Linked DNA regions of Homo sapiens: region 1 is linked to region 2. Evidence: chromatin loops called from intact Hi-C (ENCODE). Cell type or tissue: A673. All regions are shown on one strand. Links, peaks and the distances in the headings refer to the core of each region. The heading gives the core; the rest is flanking DNA.

Region 1 (13,205 bases), core at 3,301-11,300, 1.9 Mb before region 2:
CATACACCAGACACACACACACAGACATGCACACACCAGACACTTACATGGAAGGAGAAAAAAATTTAACAGATATTAGCAAAAGTATAATTATCATTACAGACTTGGTGTATTTCTGAAACTTCACGAAATTGCTATTAGAATAGTGTGCATTAATGAATATAAATCATTTGAATTAATAAGAATTATATAAAAATCTGACTTTTTAGAAAAGTACTGTCTTAGGGAGTCATTTCTATGTCAATAGGTATCTATGAGTCAATTTGAAATGTGTCACTGTCAATTAGAGTTGTATCATCATAATCATTAAACCATGGAATCAAAGACAAAAATTTAGAAATCATGTAGATAATAGTATATATGAAATTCTTATCCTAAATATAATTTTTTACCTAAATAAATTCATTTATCCTAAGTAAAATCATTTTATAATTTCTTATTCTGGCTCTGTTTTTTACATCCCAACATAAACACATACACATATTTATATGTGAAAAAAATCATGTTACAGAAGTTCTTAAAAAATTAACTAGAACCATAGGACTTTAATTGCTGAAAATAATGAAACCTAGAGAATGTATACAGTGGTCATGACTAAACATGTCAGACATTGAGAAAAAGTTAATTAGGTACTTGAAAACATCAACAAGTAAAATTGTTTTATCTCAGCTTGGTCTGACTAAATATGGAAATATCCAAAACATGAAGAAGAAAGAAGTGAAACTGAAATTTAGTCAAAGAGTGTTCATGTAGCAGGTTATGTTTTCTGGGATGCAGATTCTGAGACGGAGTTTAGTTTGCAGAATAAATATTTAGGACTTCCCTTGAGATCAATCACTATTGAGTGGAGCTGGAGGCAGTAGGAAGTAGGTTTGGGCCAAGGAAGTGTTGAGTTGTCATGCAGGCCCATAACATGGACAAATCCATTATGATCCACAGCCTTGGAAAAACTCATTATTAGCCATGAAGTAACGCCCTTTCAGAGTTGACCTTAAGATTAGCTTGAGATGGCCTGGTGTTTAGACTCATACATATATCGGTTAATGGAAGTGAGTTGTCCCAGGGAATGAGTATGATTTTGGGCAAGGCACCTCTGCAGCTGAGGCAATTCCTGGGAATGACAGCTAAAGGTTAAATGGAGGCACATCACAGATGCCATCATTTGCAGCTCTTAAATCCACTTCATGTACACTCTGAATCTTCTCTGTATTTCTAGTGGATTCTCTGCTTGGAGGAATCTTATGAGAAGAAAATTAATGGATTAAAATCCAGGAACTTCTTCTGTAGCTGGCTACAACTAACAGTCATCACTTCTCTTCTCTATTATCCATTTAAATTCTTCCTTCTCCTCAACTGTTAGCTTCATTGGTCTCAATGGCTTACCATGTAGTGTGACCTAGATTTTAACTCCTAGCATCTGAGCCCATGGTCACCATACCTTACTCAGGCCAGAATGGCTGCACCTGTCCATTTAGTGTCAAAATACAGCAGGAGTATGACCATAGGTACCCAAATGAATCACCTCTGCTTAATAAATATTCTTTCTTGAACCCATGCATGACAGCAGCCCTAACACCTACTGATGATCATGGCAATTTATCTCTTCCAAGATGTCAATTATCTTAACTTTTCTTCCCTGGTGATCATTTGACACAAGTATCCCATAGTGAAAAGTGTCACTCTTACCATATAATTCAAAGGAATTTTTCCCGGGTCCTCTGGACCTGGTGGAAGTATTCCCCTTTAGGAAACTAAGACCTCTAAACATGTCAAGCCTAGAATTCTATTTCCTGTGTGGCTTTTTGAGAATAAAGGTAATGAGGCCCACTCCTGCTTCAACTGTTTGGTTTCCAGAACCATGTTGGATGTCCACATTCTAAATTTCCCTAAGTAGCAATTTAATGTGATCAAATAACAATCCCATAACAAGGACAGAACAATGGTTTTGTTGCTGGCAGGTTGGCCTTTTGATAGCAGAAGGAGTTACATGAACTTTGATAAGTCAGAACCAATGTTTCAGGATCCATTCTGAGCCTCTACTTTGGCTAGGCAGTGGGATAGTCAATGAGAATCTGGCCGATGTCAACTGGTTGAGTCACTTTATCTACTTGGTTTGTTGAATACGTTTTCCATGATAGAGGCTCACTGGTGGACTTCAATAATGTGATATAAAAATCTTCTCATTGCTCCCACTCTCATACATTAATTCACTAAACAGGAGTTTCCTGTGAATTATCTGCTCTTCCTTCTTTTTTAACTTCTTGTCTCCTAACCAAGGAACTAAGCCATTTTCCAATATCTACAAGTAAGTATAAATTATAACCTTGAGCTATGTCTCTTTTTACACAAAGTGGATGACTAGGTGCTCTGCACACAAAGGAAATTTTCTGTTGCCAGTGCCTCTCAAGGTTACTACTGAGTAAATATGTAGAGAATTTCCATTCACTTTTTAACTTATATGCACACACAGATATTCTACCCACCTATAGGCAAAGTGTGGACTTTTTATCCTCCATCAGCTGGCCACATAGGTTCCTGCATATTGTTATAAAGTAAGTGTAAGCTGAGGGAGAGGGGGGGCAAATGAAATAATGGTGGTCAACTTGGGAGTCTGCCTGTATAACTTGTTTGTGGTCCCTGATTCTGCATGTGCTTGATCCAGAATGCATCACTTCTTTTTAATGATGGATTGTTGTTTTAGTCACCTCTCTTTATGACTGATGGATCTGACATAACTCAGTTCATGATGGGCAGTTGTAGCCATATGGTCAGTTAGTGGTGATAATTAGGTGCTCCATGTCTACCATGGCCCAAAAAAACGCCAGAAATTAGTTTTGAGGTATAGAATTTCCTGCTGATGGCATAACCTTATTCTGGAATGCTAAGCATCTATGTTATAATTCTACCATTATCAGAATTTATAAAAATTATCTGCTATGGACTGAATGTTGTGTCAAAATCAAATGTACATCCTGCACATGTACCCTGGAAATTAAAAATTAAAATTAAAAAATCAAATGTTAAAACCCTAATTCTCAATGCAAGCGTATTTGGAGATGAAGCCATTGGAAATTAATTAGGTCGTGAAAGTGAAGCCTGATTATGGGATTAGTATCTTCAAAAGAATACAAAAGTGAGTTTGCTTCTCCCTTTCTATGCTCTCTGTCATGCAGTAAGAACATGGCTGTCTGCAATCCAGGAAGTAGGCATGCTTGAGATATCAGATATACTGGCAACATTTCTTGGACTTCCCAGCCTCAAGAACTGTGAGAAATTATGTTTGTTGTTTATGTCATCTAGCCTATGATATTTTTCTTATTGCAGCCCAAACTCGCTAAGACAGTATCCCTTTCAACCACTGATACCTCTAATACTAAATGGTCTGCTGAGTCATGAGGCCTAAGGGACAAAATTTCTGTAACCACTGTCTTAATATGACTCAGAGCCCTTTTGTGTTCTTGGCTGCACTCAAAACAGGTAGCATTTCATGTCATCTGTTATATGCAAAGAGGTTCACTGTGCACTGATTACCATTTGGGTCCATGGCATCTTGAGTTGCTATTTCTATTACTTGCACAAGTCCAGTGAGACAGAACACTTATACTACAAGTTCGTAGAAGCAACTTTATTTCTCACAGACTGGCACCAAGCAATAATAAAGTCTAAGATTCATGGTGAGCCAGTCCCTCAAAGCTCAGAACAGCTGTCCAAGGCAGATGAATCTCATGCACTGTATCTGTGAGACTCTGAGAAACACCTCACCCTAGCTTTTGGACCCTGGAGGAAATTTAATCTTAGGGGCTTTCACTTATTTTTTTCTATTATATCTTACCCCACTAAACAAGATTATAATATCATGGTCTTGCCAGCTACCAAGTACATCTCTACCTATTATTTATTTAGAGACCAGAAAAATAACCATTAATAATCCATGACCGATAGGTCCATTGCTCTATTGGTCCTCCTGTGATCTGCTTGGCCAGGACTCCATTTATCATTTGACTGAACATTTCCCAATTACAGCAGATGATGTATAATAATGCTTTGGTCCTCTGATATCAATGTGAACTTGGACCCTGTATCCAACTGCTCTTGAAGTATTTGGGCATTTCCATTTCTTCACTACACAATTAACCAAATAAATACCTATATGTCCTTTAGAGAAGAACTGAGCAAATCATGCACACTTATTATGATATTGCAGCATTCTTCAGCCTCCTAATCATATACCTGTGATTTCTTTTGATAGTGTAAATTAAGTATTGCCCTATTTTCCTGCCCACTTAATGTGCTCCTAGGATGCTATGTTCTTTAAACCATTTTCACAGCTGTCTTAATCAGTCTCCTTCCTTTTATGTTAACAGTATTTTGCATCCATTTTGCTTCCGATTTAGCACTGCCACCTGCACTCTATTTTGTGGCGCACTATCACCTGTCCTGCTAAAAGAGAACATACTTCTGCAATGATCTCTTCAACAATCAATCCCATGGCAATATGGAGAGTCACCACTGACCTTTCTGGTAATGTGAGTGATGCACTCATCTGAACATTTCTTATGTCCTTGTTAAATAATGTATGCTCCGAATATTTTTATAAGGCATAAATATCTGGTGAGACTTCCAGCCAAATATATAAATATATAAATATTAGCATGCTCACTTCTTTGAGCCATTTAATCACTTATTCTATTGTAGAGCTGGCAATTTTGGCACATACACCTCACTCGTGGAGCCATTGCCATCATCTTAGGAGGCATTCTACTAGCATGTTTATACCATCTCCTGGGGTAATTGCCAGGATGTTAAATCCAGTATTCTAAGAGAGTGCTCACAATCACTATAGACTTCCTCATCCAAGTTTATGTTCCTATTAGCTAGCACCTTCAGAATTCAACTCCACATGTTCACCCCCAGCTCTTGCCTATACCTACAGGCTATGAATTGCGGTAACTTTGGGTATACTTACTTTCTTCTCATATCAGATTCAGAACATCCTCAGCTTATTTAGTTTATGATTTAAGCTTGGTTGTGGACACAGTAGCAGAGAGGGAGCTAGGACATATTGAGTGTTGAAATACGTGGTCATGGAGAAGCAAAGTCTCTACATAAAACAAATGAGAGAAGATTAGTATGTAAGGAAAATTTGGCTACTTTTGTAGTCTAGTCTAGGGAAGTTTAGGGAAATCTGAGGATTCAAGGTTTTATGGCACACCAACTCAGACATCCCAACTATGTGTCACAATTAAATTCTTCCCCAAATCTGGTTCTGGCTTTGGCATCACCAACCAGCTTTGATACTCTGCCAATTAAGTCATTAATCTGGTTTTCATGTTTCCTCTGCCCTCCCACAAAGAGGTGACACGTTTCTGTATGTCGCAAAGGAGACCTTCTGTTGTTTGCACTTATCTTTCAAATTTTTAATTATTCTTCCTCTCTCAACTTCTAGTTACAATGCTCTAGAATATCAATTGAGTTAGTGATAGCAACTGAATTTCATATTTTTGTAGTTACTATGTTCCCCAGAATTATCAAACACCTAATATAACACATAAGCTAATATAATCTTTTCCGTAGATAAAGCATCCCAATTCACTACTGGTAAAAAAATAAAAAAATAAATAGGACCACCACCGGGGATTAGGTCCTAATTGCTAGCTGGGGGATGAATGCTTCTGCTTTAATTTTTTGTCTTAGTTTCTACTTTCTTGGCCCTCATCTGCTACTAACTAACAGTGGTAGGTTTGCTACCACTGAAAGCCAGCTCATTTGAGATGGAGCTTAGCATGCTGGTTATTAATTAAGGAAACCCTTCCTTGGAATTAATATCCATGGAAAAGAGAGAAAGGAAGCAGCTTGGACAGACGGAGAGGTCATACGGCAAGCAGCTTCAATGGCAGAACTGTCAGACACCCAGGGAGTTATGGAACTAGACTTTTTCTTCAGTATTGTTTCAATATGAGTTGAAATGGTCAAGAATTGATTAGTTGTTGGATGCAGGTTGCCCTGAGAAGGAGCATGGCTTTGAAGAGGTGACTCTCTTCAACCCACAGCAATTTCTCTTCAGAGACACTTCGTGGAAGGAAGCTGAAGATGTTTGCAGCAATAGACCTAAATCCTCCATTGAAGGTGGATTTGGGTGGTGCATCACAGAATTCACCACAGATTAAGGGTAGGCTGAACATTTAACCCTTATGAAATTAAAGTGGAAATATGAAAGAAGGGAGGTGTTTCATTTTTAAAATATTGCATAATTGTAAGAGTAATTTCAAGAATCCATGTAGGAATAATTCTGCTACATATAAATAAATACTGTCATCATCTTCATTTCCTAGTATAGTGAAAAAGAAGAGGAAATAGAGCAGAAACTCAACTGAAAGGTCATTTCTTCCACTTTTTAGAAATTTAGTCTTAAGGAAATCCCTTAAACTTGACTGAAATGGTTTTCCTTTCCTGTAAAAAGTGAAGGAGTATCTCTACATTGCTGTTTTGAATGTTCTGTGTGGCTCTGACAGTATCTAGAACAGAGCCTATGATCCTGTTACTTATTTAATATTTTTGAAAAAAATTACCAGTATTTTCAACTCAGTATAATATTAAAATATATATTAATAGAAAATATATAACATAAAATAATTGCATGTAATTTTATTACTTTCAAAAGTATATACTATAATTCTATGAATTGGGCAATGTGTAGATCCCCCACAAAAAAGAAAGCATAAACATAAAAGCATAAAAAAAGATGATTATGTTAGCATGTGCAAACACTAGTGGAAGTTTTGGCATAATGTTCTCATTATACGGAAAGTATATATTTGAAAATAAATACTTTTTATATACTTCAAATGTTCCTTCTTTTATATTTCTAATTTACTCTGAATTTTTTCCAAGATAAATTTATTTTAATTACTGATCTTAATAGCTGGGTTTCTGCCAGACTTCATGCTAAATTTTATGCTAGAGATCTCTTGTGTTCATATTGTATCACCAATGTTTTGGCCCTAATGCATAAGATTTTTATAAATTAATATTGAGTGAGAGGTGAAAGAATAAATAAATAAGATAATTTATTAAAAAGTAATAATTATAATATAATATTATCCAAAATACGTCCTAAATAACTACCCCAGGCAATTAAGGAAATACAGATAATGAGGGTCCAGGAAGGCAATGCTAATGATAAACAAGTCATTATTGGATTTTTTTTTACCACTCAAAGATCAGCAATGACCAAGAAAGAAAATTAATTTGTATAACTCTTTGTCCTCACAATCTGTCTGTCTAGTAATTGACTGATAATAAATATTTCTTGAAGGAATGGATAAACTTTGTCAGAAACGAACTCTAATGTGTAAGAACTCAAATAAAACTTGAGAAGGCGACTGCAATGACTAGATATTGCCAGAGGAGGGAAGCAAAGGGTAACAGAGCAGCTGGCTGGTTGAGCAAAAGGTACCCCTCAGAAAGCCTTCAGAAAGGACAGTTACTGCAGTGGCAAGTTGTGGTCAACGATTAGAAAAGTAGTTTATGTGACAAAGACTGTGTTTGAGTCAAGAGAGAAGTTACTCCCAAGAGGCAAGTCAAGCCATTAGTCAAGACTAGAGGGCGGTATGTAAAACTGGAAGGGTAAAGCCAAAATATGATGCACTGAGAAAAAGCCATGCACCAGGCAATTAAACAAGGAATAATAAGGCTTCAGAAATGTAGTCAGTTGGAAAATATCTTCTGACAATTTTTGCGTTGCTCTGTGCATCTTTTAAATATCTTTGTCTGGTTTGGGAACTGAAATATCTGCTTCTTAAAGTGACAGGACCTTATCTTGGGGATTATCACCTAATGTAAAGTGCATAGTTTAATTTTCAAAAGTTGTTAAATATTGAGGAAAGCAAAGATTAAGAGCTCTCTTTGATTAGAGATTCAAGAAACTATCTATAAAGAAAAGAGTAGGTGAATGTTAGCCATCAAAAACCAGTGATCAAGTTTTACCTTATAAATCTAGAGAGATTTATTTCACCTAACAGTTCTTATCTCTTCTGGTTGTTCTCGAATGGAATAAATATATTCCAGCATTTTCTTCAGGTTCACTAACAATGGAAAAAAAACAGATATGGGCTTGATTTGTTTTGGTATAGACTTGTTCTATAACCTAGGTTGTGTTTCTCAATTTAAGTACAAGGCATTCTGACTTAATTTCTTGACTTTTTACTCGAAATGTTTTTGCTTATGGAATCCTGCTGTAAACTTTAAAATTTAGTTTAGCTTTACTATAAGTACATGGAGTATGACTGGGCTTATGCATGAATTAGGAAAGTGATTCAGATTTATAATGCTGCTTTTTTCCCCCAGCTCAAATAAAGTGTTTTTAGTGGACAGCCACAGCCAAAATTATGACTGACATTGCATCCCATTTCCCTGGATCTCAGATATCAAAACAATACAGATTAGACCTTAAGTTCATCACTTCCTGTGGATTTCGATTTAAACTTTGCTAAATTCAAAATTCCTAAATTATGATCCCAGTGCTGTTAATGATTTCTCTGTTTCTAGATAAGTCACATAGTCTCTCTATGCCTGTTTTATTTATTCTTTTAATTTTTTATTCACACCTAATGATTGAACAGATGTATAGGGTACATGTGATATTTTGATACTAGCATATGATGTATAATTATCAAATCCAGGTAATTGGGATATTCATCACGTCAAATATTTATCATGCCTTTGTGTTGGAAAAATTCCGTATCTTCTCTTCTAGCTATTTTAAAATACGTAATAAATTTTGTAAACTATAGTCTCCCTATTATGCTACCAAACACTCAGTCTTATCCCCTCTGTCTAATTGTGTTTTTGTATCCATTAACCAACTGCTCTTTATCCCCTTCTTAATACACTTCCTAGCCTCTGGTAAGCACTATTGTATTTGCTACCTTTATGAGATCATTTTTTTCAGCTCCCACATATGAGTGAGAACACTTGATATTTGTCTTTCTGTGTCTGGCTTATTGAATTTCACATAATTTTCTCCACTTCTACCCATGTTGCTGCAAATGGCAGGATTTCATTCTTTTTATGACTGAATAATATTATATTGTGTATATACATTTTCTTTATGCATTCAACCATTGATGACCACTTAAAGTGATTCCATACCTTGGGTATTGGGAAGAGTGCTGCAATACCTTTAATTTGTATGTTTAGACTAGGCCAGAAGCTTTTTAATGGGAGGTTCAGTTTGAGAGGCTAAAATGAGGTCTCTGTTCGGACAGAAGTTATTTTGACCTTTTCACTTCTATCTGTTTAGTTATATGTGAGTTGAGAATGTCTCACAAGGGGATAAAGGGGTTTGTGAGTGCTACATATAACATTTTTTTTGTGCAAAGACAATGTTACACATTCAAATGTGCTCTCCACAAAAAAGATGTGAAGTCCTAATTCTCAGTACACATGAATGCAAATTTATTTAGGAATAGGGTCATTACAAATGTAATTAATTAGCATAAGGTAATACTAGAGTAAGGTGAGCCCTAATCCAATATGACTGGTTTCTTTAAAAGAAGACAATGCCATATGAAGACAGAGACACACAAGGAGAAGACCACATGATGGAAGAGGCAGATATTGGAATGACGCAGCTGCAAGCGAATGAATGCCAAGGATTAATGGCCACCATCAGAAGCTAGGAAGAGGCTAAAAACAATTTAACCCAGAATCTCAGAGTCAGCGTGGCACTGCTAACTCATTGGTTTCAGATATCTAGACTCTGGAACTAACAGAGAATGTATTTCTGTTGTTTTAAGCCACTCAATTTGTAGTACTTTGTGATAGCAGTCCTAGGCAACTAATAGAACAAAGACAATAATAAGTTATTTGTGAAAAGAAACAAAGACACTGAGACACTGATGAAAATGTTAAAATGCACACCTTGTCGAGAGATTCAAGAAACTATCCAAAACTGAGAGCTTAGTTTCAGTAAACACATGCGGTCAAAATACAGTCTTTTCCCATAAACTTTGTTGTGTTGCCCAATTTAAATAGTATCCTGACTTAATTTTCTATTTTAAATTTATTTTTAAAGGTCTAAGGTAGGAGGAAGGGATTGTATTAGTCAGGGTTCTCTAGAGGGACAGAACTAATAGGATAGTTGTATATAAAAAGAGGAGCTTAATAAGGAGTATTAACTCACATGATCACAAGGTCCCACAATAGGCAGTCTGCAAGCTGAAGAGAGAGGAAGCCAGTCTGAGTCCTAAAGCTGAAGAACTTGGAGTGCAATGTTCGAGGGCAGGAAGCATCCAGCATGGGAAAGAAATGTAGGCTGGGAGACTAAGCCAGTCTACCTTTTCAAGTTTTTCTGCCTGCTTTATATCCTGGATGAGCTGGCAGCTGATTAGATGTTGCCCACCCAGATTAAGTGTTGGTCTGCCCTTCCCACCCCACTGACTCAAATGTTAATTTCCTTTGGCAACACCCTCACAGACAAACCCAGGATCAATACTTTGCATCCTTCAATCTAACCAAGTTGACACTCAGTATTAACCATCACAGGGGTTATATGATAATTCTAGTTAGGATGCAAGTAAAAGCAATACTAAAAACTATTACATGCACAATTTCAACTCATCATTTACAAACATGTTTAAAACTTGACTTAAGTAGTTTTCCTTCCAATAATGGCTAAGTAGCTGATATCAGACCAAATCTTTTAGAAAGGACTTGTAATATCTTTGAAAATTATCTTTAAAAAATCAGAAAGACAAAACTTAGGCAGATATTAAAGGGATAGCAAAACTTTCAGCAATGTATATGCATTGGTTAAGTTTCACATTTTACAAGCGTTCTGCTTGAGGACACAGTCAAGCACCACACTTCGTCTTGTGGTAAAGCTACAGTTTATTTCTTCAGTGTGTAGTCTTGTTAACTGGATGAACCAGAGGACAGAGTTTGAATTCCTGACCCATAAGAAATTGAAGGGGTGATATTCAAGAAAGGAGAGGCACAGAAAAGAGTAGTACCAAATACTGTGTGTAAACTCAATTCATATCTCTGGTAGATCTATTGACCATGCACCTGTAAAGCAGATGCCAAAAAGACCATTTCAGGCTAAAATAATTGAAGCTAGAATTCAGATGCTGCTCACTGGAGAGGATACAGATCTTCCAGACTGAGTTCAGCTGTTTAATTGGGAGAAAAGGAAATCATCTTCAGAAAAACAAAACAGAATTCAGAGCCTCCAGTATGTATGTTCCACAATGTCCAGGTTACACTCCAAAATTACTCATATATAAATAAATAAGAATAAATGATCCAAATTTAAAAAAAATCAATAGAGAAAAAGCTGAAGTTGTCTCAAAAGATGAAATTAACAGTTTTAAAATGATTATTATTACTATACACTAGAATACAAAGAAAAAATAGGCTCATAATAAATGTAAAGATAGGAAATCTGAGTGGATAAATAAAAAATATATTAAAGCTAAAATTTTAAATCTGAAAAATAAAATATCTGGCCTTAAAATAATCACTATATGGGCTTAACAACATATTAAAAATTATCAAAGAAACAGTATATATACAAATTGATCATTAGAAAATATCCAATTCTGAAAAAGGGGGAGAAAATAGATTTAACAAAATGAATAGAACTTATGAAACCTGTGGATCAATACAAAAGTTATAATACACATTTAAATGATACATAGAAAAAGAGGAAAACAAATGGCTGCAGAAATAACATCTGAAGAAATATGAAATGCATTTCAGAAACGTAGTGATAAACATGAATTTTTAAATTCAAGATCATTCAGTTTGAAACAAAATTAAAAACAACTAAATGTTTTAATAAAAGCATAACTATATCACAAATTTCTGAAAACTGAAAATAATGTCCTGAGAGAAATATGACAAATTATATTAAAAAAAGATTCAAATATCCACTGATTTCTCACTAGAAACAATGGAAAACTAGATGACATTGAAATACTCTTGTGTTAGTCTATTTGCACTGCTATAAAGAAATACCTGAGACGAGTTAATTTATAAAGAAAAAAAGCTTATTTTGACTATTGGCTCTGCAGGCCATACAGGAAGCTTAGTGTCGGCATCTGCTTCTGTTGAGGGCCCAGGAAGCTTACAATCATGGTGGAAGGCAAAGGGTGAGCAGGCATGTTCCAAAGCAAGAGAGAAAGCAAGACAGAGGAAGCAAAAAAGAGATAGAGGAGGTGCCACATTCCTTTAAGTAATCAGATCTTGCCTGAACTCAGAGGGAGAGCTCACTCATTACCTTACAAGAAGGGTGTATTAGTCTGTTTTGAAACTGCTATGAAGAAATACCCAAGACTGGGTAATTTATAAAGAAAAGAGGTCTAATTAACTCACAGTTCTGCATGGCTTGAGGGTGGGCTCAGGAAATTTACAATCATGTCAAAAGGCACATCTTCAGAAGGTGGCAGGAGAGAAAATGAGTGCCAAGTGAAGGGGGAAGCCCCTTATAAAACCATCAGATCTGGGGGAGGAGCCAAGATGGCCGAATAGGAATAGCTCCGGTCTACAGCTCCCAGCGTGAGTGACGCAGAAGACGGGTGATTTCTGCATTTCCATCTGAGGTACCGGGTTCATCTCACTAGGGAGTGCCAGACAGTGGGCGCAGGTCAGTGGGTGCGCACACCATGCACGAGCCGAAGCAGGGCGAGGCATTGCCTCACTTGGGAAGCGCAAGGGGTCAGGGAGTTCCCTTTCTGAGTCAAAGAAAGGGGTGACGGACGGCACCTGGAAAATCGGGTCACTCCCACCCGAATACTGCGCTTTTCCGACGGGCTTAAAAAACGGTGCACCACCAGATTATATCCCGCACCTGGCTCGGAGGGTCCTACGCCCATGGAGTCTCACTGATTGCTAGCACAGCAGTCTGAGATCAAACTGCAAGGCTGCAGCGAGGGTGGGGGAGGGGCGCCCACCATTGCCCAGGCTTGATTAGGTAAACAAAGCAGCCGGGAAGCTCGAACTGGGTGGAACCCACCACAGCTCAAGGAGGCCTGCCTGCCTCTGTAGGCTCCACCTCTGGGGGCAGGGCACAGACAAACAAAAAGACAGCAGTAACCTCTGCAGACTTAAATGTCCCTATCTGACAGCTTTGAAGAGAGCAGTGGTTCTCCCAGCACGCAGCTGGAGATCTGAGAACAGGCAGACTGCCTCCTCAAATGGGTCCC
Region 2 (13,205 bases), core at 2,345-10,344:
AGACTGAAGAGTTGATATACTCCAATGTAGGACAACAAAGATATATGGCAGGCCTTGCCAGTTAAAAACTGACGGCTTCTGGTAGGCCTTATTAACAGGAATGAAAGAAAATAAATGTGCCAGGTCAATAGCTACATACTAGGTACCAGGATATGTGTTAATTTGCTCAACCAAAAAAAAAAAAAAAAAAAAAAACCACGTCTGGTACAGTAGGTGCAATTGGAATTATGACCTGGTAAAGACTATGATAATCCAAAGTTATCCAAGATCCATCTGTCTTCTGCACAGGCAAAATAAAAGAGTTGACTGCGAATGTGATGGAGATTACTACTTCTGCTTTTTTTTCTTTTAAGTCCTTGATAGTGGCACTAATCTCTATAATTCCTCCAGGGATGTGTTATTGCCTTTAGTTTACAATTTAATGAAAAAGAAGTAATGGCAGTGATAATGGCTTCCCAGTTGCTCTTTTCTACCATAGTAGCACAAGTCATGGTCCTAAATGGAGACTCTGCCAGGTGCTAACTTTGTCTTTTCCAATTATGCACCTGCTACCGGAGAAATGACCACAGGGTGGATTCAGGGACCAACTATGAGACAGACATGATCGAAAACTCCATGGCTCACCTGACCTCCATAAGCTCTTACTCTGATTGGTGGCCAGAGTGACATTTTGGGTTTCCTGGAATTTGTGTCAGTTCAGAGCCAGTGTGCAGTAATTCCCAAAATGTCTGGTTACTTCCTTTTCTCCTGTGCAGTAATTCTGATAAAAGGCTGTAGGTCCCTTTGCAGAAGTCTGGGAAAATAATTAACAGTATTGATTATTGACAGTATGCTAGGGCCCTTCCTCAAGACGACAAGCCTCCCCTTCATTTAGGAGTTTCTGAGTCTGCAAGTTGGCCCACGTTAGAAAATTGGATGAGGGGCCATGACTTTTTGTTTTTATAATTGAAATCAGACTTTTTTCACTTGACCTAGAAATTTCTCCTTATACAAATCAAATAAGAGTTTAGTAGGCTATCTATTTATCCTCTAGGAACATAATGATCAACCAGCCAAAGCCATAGGTCTGTACAAATTAGACTATTCTGATGGTTGCTTTGACTCTGCTGTTCATTATGGTAACCAGGTCCACTCTGCCTTTGGCACTTAAGAACTACCACAAGACCACCCCCACACCCTGGGATTTAATTACTCTCACTGAATGTAGATATCCCGCTTCAGTGGCTGCAATTCCCACCCTAAGTTCTGCTCTACAGAGAAGAACAATCACAGAACTCTTCAAGGATGACAGGGTTCCACTGAAAAAATTATTTCTCACCATTTAAGTAAAAGGTGCATCCTCTGGACTCTCCTGGGGTGAGTTAATAGGTTTTAAATGACAAATAACTCTAATATTTCAATCTCCCAAAGCCTTTGAATCTCTTCCTCTATAGTTTACCAAGGGAGTTCTGACATTTCAAGTTTATTTACTGTGGACCACTTTTGGTTTGTTTCAGCCAATGAACCAAACAAACTAATTCCCTCTCCTATACCATTAAATGCAGAATATCTTCTAAGTGAGCCCAAAGAAATTCTACCTTTATGTTCCTTCCATCAGTATCCCACACTGTTAATATTCATTCACATATGCATTCTCTGGATTTTTCTCTACATATATTATTAAAATAAAGAAGTTATTTTGGAGCATAGCATACTTCCTCATGGTTCACACCTTGTACCCCACCTTTAGGGGCTTCTGGGACTTATGTCTAGTTATAGGTCTAAAATAAAGAGGGTTGTTGAGGGTGGGTCATGAAAAAATCATCAGTGTCTTCCAAGGCAACTGCCTCAAGGGACGCCATAAAAGTTTCTTTAGAAATAAAGAGCAAATGTTCTCAGAAGGAGGTGGAGATGATGCTTCTACTGGCACAGAATACTCATCAGGATTAAATGGTTCAGTCTTGACCTTCATCAGTATCTTCTCATATGTCTCCATTCAAATTTTCAGAAATGCAATTCTTCCCAATCAATGCCCTTATTTTAATAGACAGCTCCCTGAGAGGTTGGGAATTCTACCTGCATTGTTATTTAACCACTTGCATTATGAGACTCTGCATTTGGTTTTTATCTGTCTCAGTTCTGAGGCCACAGGAGATAAGAATCTTTTTCAGGCAGACATAGAAGCTTTCAGGTTATTTTTTGCAGCAAATGGGCTTGGGAATTTGAATACTTGATCTCACGCTGTTCCTTCCTGTTTGTCCAGTGACATTAGGAACAACAAGCACAACTGATTATAAGCATTATTTTGAGGAAATGTTCAAAGATATCATGAACATTGTCACCCAGACCCTCATAGACATGATCACTCAGAACCTTGCCTCTTATATGTGTCTGATTAGCAGTATCCAGTGGTGGTATTTTGCATATCTGTATTGCTGCATTATACCATGGACTGTCAGTGCACTCTTTACTACTAGAAATAGATTAATGTTTTTTAAATCTAATTGAATTGGAGAACCAATTGCAGAAACTCCACAGCCAATTTACAAATCAATACTTAAAATTCAGTTCCTCTAGAACCACTCCCAGTATCAAAATTTGTATTAGTTGGGGTTCTCAGTAAAAGGTAGCAAAAATGATGCATATATGTATAGAGAGACATTTATTTTAAGGAATTGTCTCATGTGATTATGGAGGCTGGCAAGTCCAAAATATGCAAAGTGGTCCAGGGAAAAGCAGTTCTTGATGTTCAGATTCAAATGCCATCTGCTGGCAAAGTTCTCTCTTCTTCTGGGGACTTCTGTCTCTTTCTATTTAGACCTTCAACTTATCACGAAGAGTAAACTTCAACACATTTTAGAGATTAATCTATATGCAAAGTCTACTGATCTTTCAGTGTTAATCTCATCTAAAAAATATATTCACAGAAACATCTAGAATAATGTTTGACCAAATATCCGGGTATTGTGGCCTAGCCTAGTTGACATACAAAAATAACTATCACATTGTCTTTGTAAGAAACCAGCTCCTGTATATATTATTTTTTCTCTAATTTCAAAATTATTGTTTGATCATTCATTATAGTTATTTATTTAAGTGATTATTTATATTAACACTTTATTATAAATCACTTCTAATTTCATTTGTGAGTATTTATTCTCAAACTTCTTTTTTTTTGAGACGGAGCTCTGTCTTCAGGCTGGAGTGCAGTGCCGCGATCTCAGCTCACTGCAACCTCCACCTTCCGGGTTCAAGTGATTCCCCTGCCTCAGCCTCCCAAATAGCTGGGATTACAGGCACGTGCCACCACGCCCGGCTAATTTTTTGTATTTTAGTAGAGACGGGTTTTCACCATGTTGGCCAGGATGGTCTCAACCTCCTGACCTCGTGATCTGCCCACCTTGGCCTCCCAAAGTGCTGGGATTACAGGCGTGAGTGACCGTGCCTGGCCTATCCTCAAATTATAAAAATCATTCCTAATTTTATTATTTGTGCCTGTTTCTATTTAAATATTTGAGGCTTTTAATGTTATGCTAGTTTTTTCTTTTTCTTTTTTGATAAAGCTTTTAGTATTTATTCTTTTATTAAATATATTTTTCACTGTAATATTAAAGTGAAGTTTATAATTTTCATATTCTTTTTAATAGAAATATTATTTAAGGTTCTGATTCTTAATTATAGCTAACTGTACATAGCCAAATTATCTGCATTTGACTTTTAATTTTTTACTTCAAATTTTATTGTTATATCCAAAGAATGTAATATATAATGTGACCATTTTCATTCATTTTATTCAGATTTTGTCTATTTAAGCTATTCAAATATTATTTGAGAAAGTGAAAAAAATTATATTAATGGGATGTGAAAGTGTGAAGGTACTAATAACATCAAAATTTTTAACAGCGTAGCCTATTTAATCTCTCTCTGAGGCTAGAACTTTATGAAATGAATGTGTGTGTGTGTGTATGCGTGTGTGTGTGTGTGTGTGTGTGTATTACAAGTGGCCTTTCTTACCTAAAAAATCCTTTCGATATTTTCATGCCTGCTTTTTCTTTCTATATTCATTTGCCTAACATTTCTTTCAATATGTTTTGAAACTTTATTTCCTTAAATGTGTTTTCCGTAAGAAAATTACTGATACTTTCATATTATCACTATCTGAAAAATTCCACCTATTCCCATTTTTTGTAATGATTGATGGACTTGACTATATTCTACTCATTTTAATTATTCTTTCTATTAAATAGTCACATTTATTATTCTCTTTTAAGTTTTATTATGTTGCTATTCATTCCAATTTGTCACCTTGCTTATTTAAAAATAATTCTATGTAGTCTATACAATTAATGCTTATCTTATTGACATACTCATAATTAGAGGCAGTCTCTTATTTTATTTTAAAAAAGCTAACCACTTCGTTTTGCCACCATAATAATCACTTTCTCCTTAAATCTTCTACTCAACTAAAATAATATCTTGACCATGCTGACTTTTGTCCTCTTTCTTCCCCTCACCTTTTACTAATAAGAGATTTAGGTTACTCTTTATTCCTGTTTCTACTGATATCCTTATGAGTGCCTGAGATAATTTAATATTTTTAGTTTTACATCACTAACAAAATTTTATTTCATTTTTTACTACTTTATAGATTTCTTATTTAGTACTCATACATATTATATTTTCCAAAGATATGATTAGCATGTTAGCTATAGCTATACTTACATTTCAAAGATCTATGATCTTGTTGTTTACTGTGTTCTTCATTTCTCATCATTTTGTGGTCTTGAATCAGAAGCATTTTTTATATGGTTAAAATGACATCTCCTATAATTTTCAGTTGATGTATATAAGGAATACAAACTCCAAATATTTCCATATTTTTTCTTTCTGAGGAATCAGTTATACTTTGACTGTTATATGATTAATATATGATTTCCTGTTTCATTTTTTTCTCCCTGAGCAACCAATAATACCTTGTTATGTGATTAATAATACTTTGTTATATATGACATAGATATCATATATAACTTTGTTATATGTTATATGAAATAATACTTTGTTATATGATTCAACATATGATTGCTTTTCTCTCAGAACACTCTGGGTTTTTTCATATGATAAAAACAAAATGCTGAAAATTATGTTTGATAATTATTTTAATTTTGATTAACAATTATAGAACTTTGCTATGCGATTAGATGAGGAACTTTAATTTTAGTCTACTGCTTATCTGGAAAATCAGAAGACGTGGCAGAAAGATTATAAAACACCTGAATGTGTAGGTCTGGGATAGGAAGGGCAAAGCAAATAAAATATGTTAAAATTGTAACAATCGTTCTTCCTATGGTTTATTTTAATAAGTTAATTTAAATCTTTTATTCCAAATACTACACAGTAATGTTTCAACAATAAATAGAGAAATCGGTTTAATGTAAACATAATCTTAATATTTTGTATCACCTGTTGTAATTTTTAAATTATGGATCTCTAAATAAGTTTCAAAAATTTCAATTCACATTTTAAGTTTTATTCAAGTCAATAAGTAAGAAAGTACATATTCTTTTTTATTCAAGTGATTTTTCTGTGTGAATATACATAACCTCAATAACCATGCTTGAGTCAGATTTAACAAACATTATAAAATCATATGTATCACACATATAATGCACATTATTTTATTACTATAATTTTCAAATAACAAAAATAAAAAATCTTGTTTTATACTTATTCGGATATTCTAATATTTACACATATTCTTAAATTATGTTTCATATGTACATATACACAATGGTTCTAATGTTAATGTTTAATTTACTGACGTTTGCATTATCCTGTTTTTCAGAAATACTTTGTTTGATAAAATAATCTATGCTCCTTTCTGTTAAACTATTTTAAGGATGGTTAGTGATAATGACTTTAACTCTACAGATTAAATCTATGATTGTTTTTAATTAGAACATACCAAAGACTATTAGAAATAGCTCAAGTTTTGATGATTCCTTTAAGACAACTTTCTGTTTCAGAAAACTAAAAATGCCTATTCTGTCATTTGACAGAGAAACTGGTAACATTAGGTAATGTATTTCAAAGAGTATAGTGCCATCTATTGGATAACATTCAGTCCCAAACTGTACTCAAGATATATTTTACATTTAAAGTATATTTTTGATGTAACAAAACCAAAAAAAAAAGGCCCAGGCTTTACCTAAATCGTCATTAAGTTTGTCCACATACCCCACAAAAATTCACATTGCCATTGTTTGATAATTTCATAGTGTTGCTGAATTACTACCTTCAAAACTAAGAGTAGATAAAAGATCAGGCTTTACTCATAGTGTTTAAGAAACAAAAAAGGCAAACTTGATAACTGTCTATTTTGAGGAATAATTTTTAAGGTTATATTCATTTATGAAATTGAATTTGTGCCTACAGAATTATTAACTTTAAAAAAAATTCACTGTTAAACCTGATATTATTAATATCAATATATCAATATAAAATTTCATAGGGAAGGCCAGGCAGTAATTCTTCATGTAAATATAAAATTTGCTGGAAAAAGAAAAGATAGGGTCAAAGAAGAAAAAGAGAACCTAGGACACAGAAAATATTTCAAAGAGAGAAAGAAATGTCAGCCTTTTACTTGGATTCAGGCCATCCAGATGCTTTATATGAGAGCGTTAGCTATCTTGCTATGCCCAAGTAAAATTAGAAATATTTTGTTTTGTGATTGCAACTACTTTAAGTCAGGATAACCCTTCTGAAAATTTAGCAAAACAGAGGCTGACTGTTGGTTTTCCTCAAGCCTGAGCTGCTTCTTTCCTTCACACATGACATTGAGGCTCTTATTTTATTGAAAAAATAGAGATGAGTAGTGTGTCCCAAGAAAGGCAATAAATGAGGAACTCACTCTAGTAAGTTATCTTTCTCTGTACATTTTTAGTGCCACTGTATAGAATTTAATTAAGTGGTGGAAAGCAGCCTTGAGGTCATTCAGAAAGAATATAATTATGGCACATTACAGACGTAGTCTAATCTAAATTATTTATTTTGTAAAGTGGAAAGTACTGCTATATTTAGGTCCAAGTGTTAGTGTTGGAGGTGGGGAGGTGAGTAGTTAAGTATGGAGTGCAGAATATATGCTAAATCTGAAAGCTAAAATATTTTATTTTTATTGCATAAATGCAATTTGTATGCAAAATATTTAAAAAGCAATGTAAAAATCCACAAAAATTATTTCTAAACATATTGATCAAACTGCCATTTAAAGGGCAGAATAGAAAAGTTTGTGTACTCCCAAATCTGTACTTCATTAGCTTATCTTACTGCCTATTCTTTATCTTTTGAATTTGGGTTAAACATGCTTACTAAGTTTATACATTCATTTATACATAAATTTGACCTTAAGTGACATTAAATTGGAATGAGTAGCATTGGGGATTTAACATTCAAAGAACTAAAGGGAAGTTTATAAAGACTTATTTCACTTTATCGGAAGCTAGTAAAAAATGTATAGTACATATGCTGTCATAATTAAGCAAATATTTTAATATATAAACAAACACACAATTTGATTCTCTAATTTCATTATGTAGTCAAGACACATTTTTATTATGCTATTTTATAGATAAGAGAAGCATGACATAACATTTGAATGATTCTCTCAGAATTCCATGAGAAGTAAAGCTGGTTCTTGAATTCAAGCCAAAAATTCCACTTCCCGGTTCTACATGTATGTCAGTCTGCTTCTAAGATTCCTGTTTTCACTATGTTTCTGTGATGGGTTAGACCTGTACATCCACACTTAAGAATAAGTACAGTTGATGTTCGAACAACATTGGCGTTAAGGGGGACTAACTTGCTGTACAGTAAAAAAATTCATGTGTAACTTTTGACTCTCCCAAGCCTGAAGTACTAATAGTCTACTGTTGTCCAGAAGTCATAATCAACCATAAACAGTTGATTAACACATATTTTGTATGTTGAACGTCTTACACATTGTATTCATAATATGAAGTATGCTAGAAGAAAAAATTAGAGAATCATAAGGAAGAGGAAATATATTTACTATTACTAAATGAAAGTAGATTATCATAAAGGTCTTCACCCTTATCTTCTTCATCTTGCCTAGGCTGAGGAGGCGGATGATGAAGAGGGGTTAGCCTTGCTGTCTCAGGGGTAGCAAAGGCAGAAGAAAATCCTCGTGTAAATGGAAAGGACAGCTCAAATTTGTGTTGTTCAAGAACCAAGTATACTTTATATCTGTTCAGGGGTATGACTACAGTAGTGAACAATAGCATGACAGTGGCTCTCAAGGTTTTTCATATCCTCTAGAATTTAAAAAAAATGAATTAAACATTATTCTGCAAATAAATAATAATAATAGTACTAGGATAAAAATTTGATCAACTGGGAAATATTTTGATTAATTATTATGGAAGTAAATAACTTTAGTCTGATTGTCATTGAATTTTTTCAAGTACTCATGTACTTAATTTATTTTTAGTTATATAAAAATAAAATGTTTCTATGTATGTATTATAAAAATCAGCCAGAAATTAAGTAATAACAATAATGTTACATTGCAGAACAGGAATCTGAAGAGGGTTTTCTGCTATGTGTGAAAATATTTTTGTTTGTATTATTTGCAAATACTAAGTTTATGGTATAGTGAAGAAAAACGTTTGTTTTTTCACTTAAAAGTCAAGAATTAATTTAAAAATCTTTCAAATCACTTTCAAAATCAGACAATATCATAAAGATTTAAGGCCACATGAATTTATTGGGTTATGAGAGAAAAAAGTTAAAAACTGAGCTGCGAATATTTGAAATTTTTAACTTTCATTTAAACTGGAAATAGATTTTTCTATTGATATATTGATCTATTGATTTTTCTGTTGATTTGTCTGTCATGTATGTATGTATGTATGTGTGTATCTGTCTATCTATCTATCTATCTATCTATCTATCTATCTATCTACCTATCTGACCATCTCTAAGGCACAGCTGACTTATCCTGGTTTGAAAATCTTTTCTAAAAAGGAAACCATCAAGTATTTCCATAGCCTCCAAGCCTAAATTTGCCAGTGACCACCTGACCCATGTAATTTCTCTGAGCCTAATAAGACTGGTTCTTTGAATCAACCTAGTCAGACAAAATTAAGAGAAAATAACTTTAAAAAATACAGAAAAGCACCAAGAATTATGGAATTTTGTAATGAGACTGTATTTATGACACCTGGAATTCCCAAAAGAGAAGGAGAGTAACTAGAAAAAAAAAAAGAATAAACCAACCCCAAAGCTAGCATAAGCAATTAAGTAACTAAAATTAGAGAAGAACTTAAAACTGAGATGAATATTCCATTAAAAAAGAAATGAAACCAAGAGTTGTTTCTTCAAAAAATTAACAAGGTTGATAGACTGCTAGCTAGATTAACAAAAAAGAGAATAAGTAAATACAATTTTAAATTACAAAGATAACATCACAGCTGATCCCACAGAAATGCAAAAGAGCCACATAGAGATAATGTGAACAACACCGTGAACACAAATTTGAGAATCTAGAAGAAAGGGATACATTCCTGGAGACACACAGTCTCTCAACACTGAATAAAGAAGAGACTGAATCCCTAAATAGGCCATGTTTAAGTCCTTCAATATAATCAGTAATTTAAAAAATCTGCCAACCACGAAAGCTCTGGACCAGGTGAATTCACAGGCAAATTCTATTGGACATATAAAAAAGAACTGGTATCAATCTTACTGAAACTATTCCAAAAAACAGAAGAGGAGAGACTCCTCCCTAACTCATTCTATGAAGCCAGCATCAGTCTAATACCAAAATCTGGCAGAGACATGATAAAAAAAGAAGACTTCAGGCCAATATCCCTGGTGAACATAGATGAAAAAATTCTCACTGAATTATAGCAAACCAAAGCTGGCAGCACATCAAAAAATTAATTCACCATAATTAAATACACTTTATTACTGGTCTAATGGTCCAACATATGCAAATCAATAAATGTGATTCAACACATGAACAGAATTAAAAGCAAAAACCATATGATAATCTCCACAGTCACAGATAAAGCCTTTGATAAAGTCCAACATCCCTTCTTAATAAAAACCCTCAAGAGACTAGGCATTGAAGGAGTATACCTCCAATAATAAGAATCATCTATGACAAAAATATAGCCAATATCACATGAAATGGGCAAAAGCTGGAACCATTTTCCTTGAGAAATGGAGAAAGACAAGGATACCCACACTTGCCACTTCTATTCAACATAGTACTGAAAGTCCTAGCCAGAGAAATCATGCAAGATAAATAAATAAAAGACATCCAAGTAGGAAAAGATCAAACTACCTCTCTTCACTGATGATGATTCTATAGTTAGAAAATCCTAAAATCTCCACCAAAGGCTACTAGAAATGATAAATGATTTTACCAAGGTTTCAGGACACCAAATCAATGTACAAAAATCAGTAGCATTTCTATGCACTAATAATGTCCAGGCTGAAAGTCAAATTGAAAACACAATCCTATTACAATTTTTGGTCAAAATGAAAATGAAATACCTAGGAATACAGCTAACAAAGGAGGTGAAAGATCTACAAGAAGAACTACAAAATACTGCCAAAATAAATGGAAAAACATTCCATGTGCATGGATTGGAAGAGTCAATATCATTAAAATGACCCTACTACCTAAAGTATTTGAGAAATCCAATGCTTTTCCTATCACACTATCAACATCATTCTTCAAAGAATTAGAAAAAAGTATTTTAAAATTCATATGGAAACAAATATGAGCCTTAATAGACAAAGCAATCCTAAATAAACAGAACAAAGCTGGAGACACCGCACTACCCGACTTTAAGCTATATTATAAGGTTACCAAAATAACTTTCATCTTAAACATAAGTTCCAATTCCATTCCACATCTTTGTGAATTTATAAAACTGAAAGCTTTTAAGAGCACCCAAGTCATCTCTTGAATGTCTTGCTGCTTGGAATTTTCTTCTACCAGATACCCTAAATCATCTCTCTCAATTTCAAAGTTCCACAGATATCTAGGGCAGGGGCAAAAAGCTACCAGTGTCTTTGCTAAAACAAAGAGTGACCTTTACTCCCAACAAGTTTCTCATCTCCCTCTGAGACCACCTCAGCCTGGACTTCATTGTCAATATCACTATCCCCATTTTGGTCAAAACCATTCAACAAGTATCTAGAAGTTTCAACTATCCCATATCTTTCTGTCTTCTTCTGTGTCCTCTATACTGTTCCAACCTCTGCCTATTACCCAGTTCCAAAGTCACTTTCACATTATGGGGTATCTTTATAGCAGCACCCCACTCTCTGTGGTACCAATTTACTGTATTAATCCATTTTCACACTGCTATGAAGAAATACCCAAGATTGGGTAATTTATAAAGAAAAGAGGTTTAATTGATTCACAGTCCTGCATGGCTGGAGACCCCTCAGGAAACTTACAATCATGACATAAGGCACCTCTTCACAGGGCAGCAGGAGAGATAATGAGTGCCAGTAAGCAGAGGAAATGCCAGATGGAATATAAAACCATCAGATCTTGTGAGAACTCACTCACTATCATGAGAACAGCAGAGGGGAAACTGCCCCCCTGATTCAATTACCTCCACCTGGTCTTGCCCTTGACACATGGGTATTATTATAATTCAAGGTGAGATTTGGGTGGGAACACAGGGCCAAATCATATCACTATGCATCTGACAAAAGTCTAATATCCAGAATCTATAAGGAACTTAAACAATTCAAAAAGGAAGAAAACAAATAACCTTTATTAAAAAGTGGACAAAGAACATGGATAGAGACTTCTCAAAAGAAGACGTACAAGGGGACAAGAAACATGTTGAAAAATGTTCAACATCATTCATCATCAGAGAAATGCAAATCAAAACCACAATGAAATACCATCTCACACCAGTCAGAGTGGCCAGTTTTAAGTGAAAAAACTATAGATGTTGGCAAGGCTGCAGATAAGAGAATGGTTATAAAATATTGGTGGGATCGTAAAATTGTTCAGCCACTATGGAAAGCAGTTTGGAGAGTTCTCAAAAAACCTTAAAACAGAACTACCATTTGACACAGCAATCCCATTACTGGGTATATAGCTAAAAGAAAATTAAGCATTCTACCAAAAGGTACCTAGACATGTCCATCACAGCACTATTTACAATGGGAAAGACATGGAATCAACCTAGGTGCCCATCAATGGTTGATTGATAAAGAAAATATGGAACATACACAGTATGGAATACTACACGGCCATATAAAAGAATTAAATCATATCCTTTGGAGAACATGGATGGAGTTGGAGGCCATAATTCTAAGCAAATTAATGCAGGGCAGAAATCCAAATATCATATGTTCTCACTTATAAGTGGGAGCCAAACATTGGGTACACATGGACATAAACATGGGAACAATAGACACTGCAGACTACTTTGGGAGAGAGAGAAAAGGAGATGTGGGTTGAAAAACTATATACTGGGTACTATGCTCACTATAGAATATACCAGTGTAAGAAACCTGCACATGTATCCATGTATCTAAAAATAAAAATTGAATTAAAAAAAGAAAAAATCATGTGTGGGCAATAATATAGAGAAATTAGAACTCTTGTACAATGTTGGTGGTAATAGCAGTATGGATATTCCTTTTAAAATTAAAAATAGAGCTACCATACGATCCAGCAATTCTACTTCTAAGTATTTATCTAAAAGAATTAAAATTAGAATCTGGAAGATATATTAGCACTTCTAGGTTAATTGCCATACTATTCATAATAGCCAAGATGTGAAACAACCTTCATTGTCCATAGACAGAAGAATGGAGTAAAAAAGATGTGGTATATACATACGATGGAATACTATTTAGACTTACAAACAAAGAAGGAAAGTCCTCAATGTGCAGCAGCATCAATGAATCTTGAGGGCATTACGCTAAGTAAAATAAGCCGGTCACTGAATGACAAATACTGCGTGATCTCACTCCTGTGAATATCCAAAATCATCAAATTTATAGAATCCAAGAGAAGAAGAATGGTAATTACCAGAGGTTGAGGGTGGAGGGACAAACAGAAAATTGGTAGTAAATTGTCATAAATTTTCAGTTAAGTAAGATATATTAACTCTAGAGATCTGCTATTGTACAACATTACACCAGTAGTAAAAATTACTTAAATACAC

The links. Peaks named below come from ENCODE experiments on the same cell type or tissue, not always from the same donor. Only the 100,000 strongest peaks of a DNase experiment are listed, where the experiment ranks them.
Region 1: a loop joins it to region 2, with 4 times the contacts of the local background. A loop is called at or near these places in 3 of 110 quality-filtered maps.

Annotation. Positions count from the first base shown.
Region 1 is chr4:132,636,604-132,649,808 of GRCh38, reverse strand. It overlaps LINC01256 (long intergenic non-protein coding RNA 1256), which reads right to left. Exons shown (of 4, transcript NR_126401.1): 2 at 4,967-5,101. Among named protein-coding and RNA genes, the nearest start is that of LINC01256, 52 kb to the right of the region's middle. In A673, for the core only: CTCF peaks have their summits at 7,205 and 7,406 (motif pointing right); a DNase peak (open chromatin) is centred at 7,428.
Region 2 is chr4:130,740,918-130,754,122 of GRCh38, reverse strand. No RefSeq gene overlaps it. Among named protein-coding and RNA genes, the nearest start is that of LINC02479, 370 kb to the right of the region's middle. In A673, for the core only: CTCF peaks have their summits at 2,795 (motif pointing left) and 6,092 (motif pointing left); no DNase peak of the experiment used is centred there.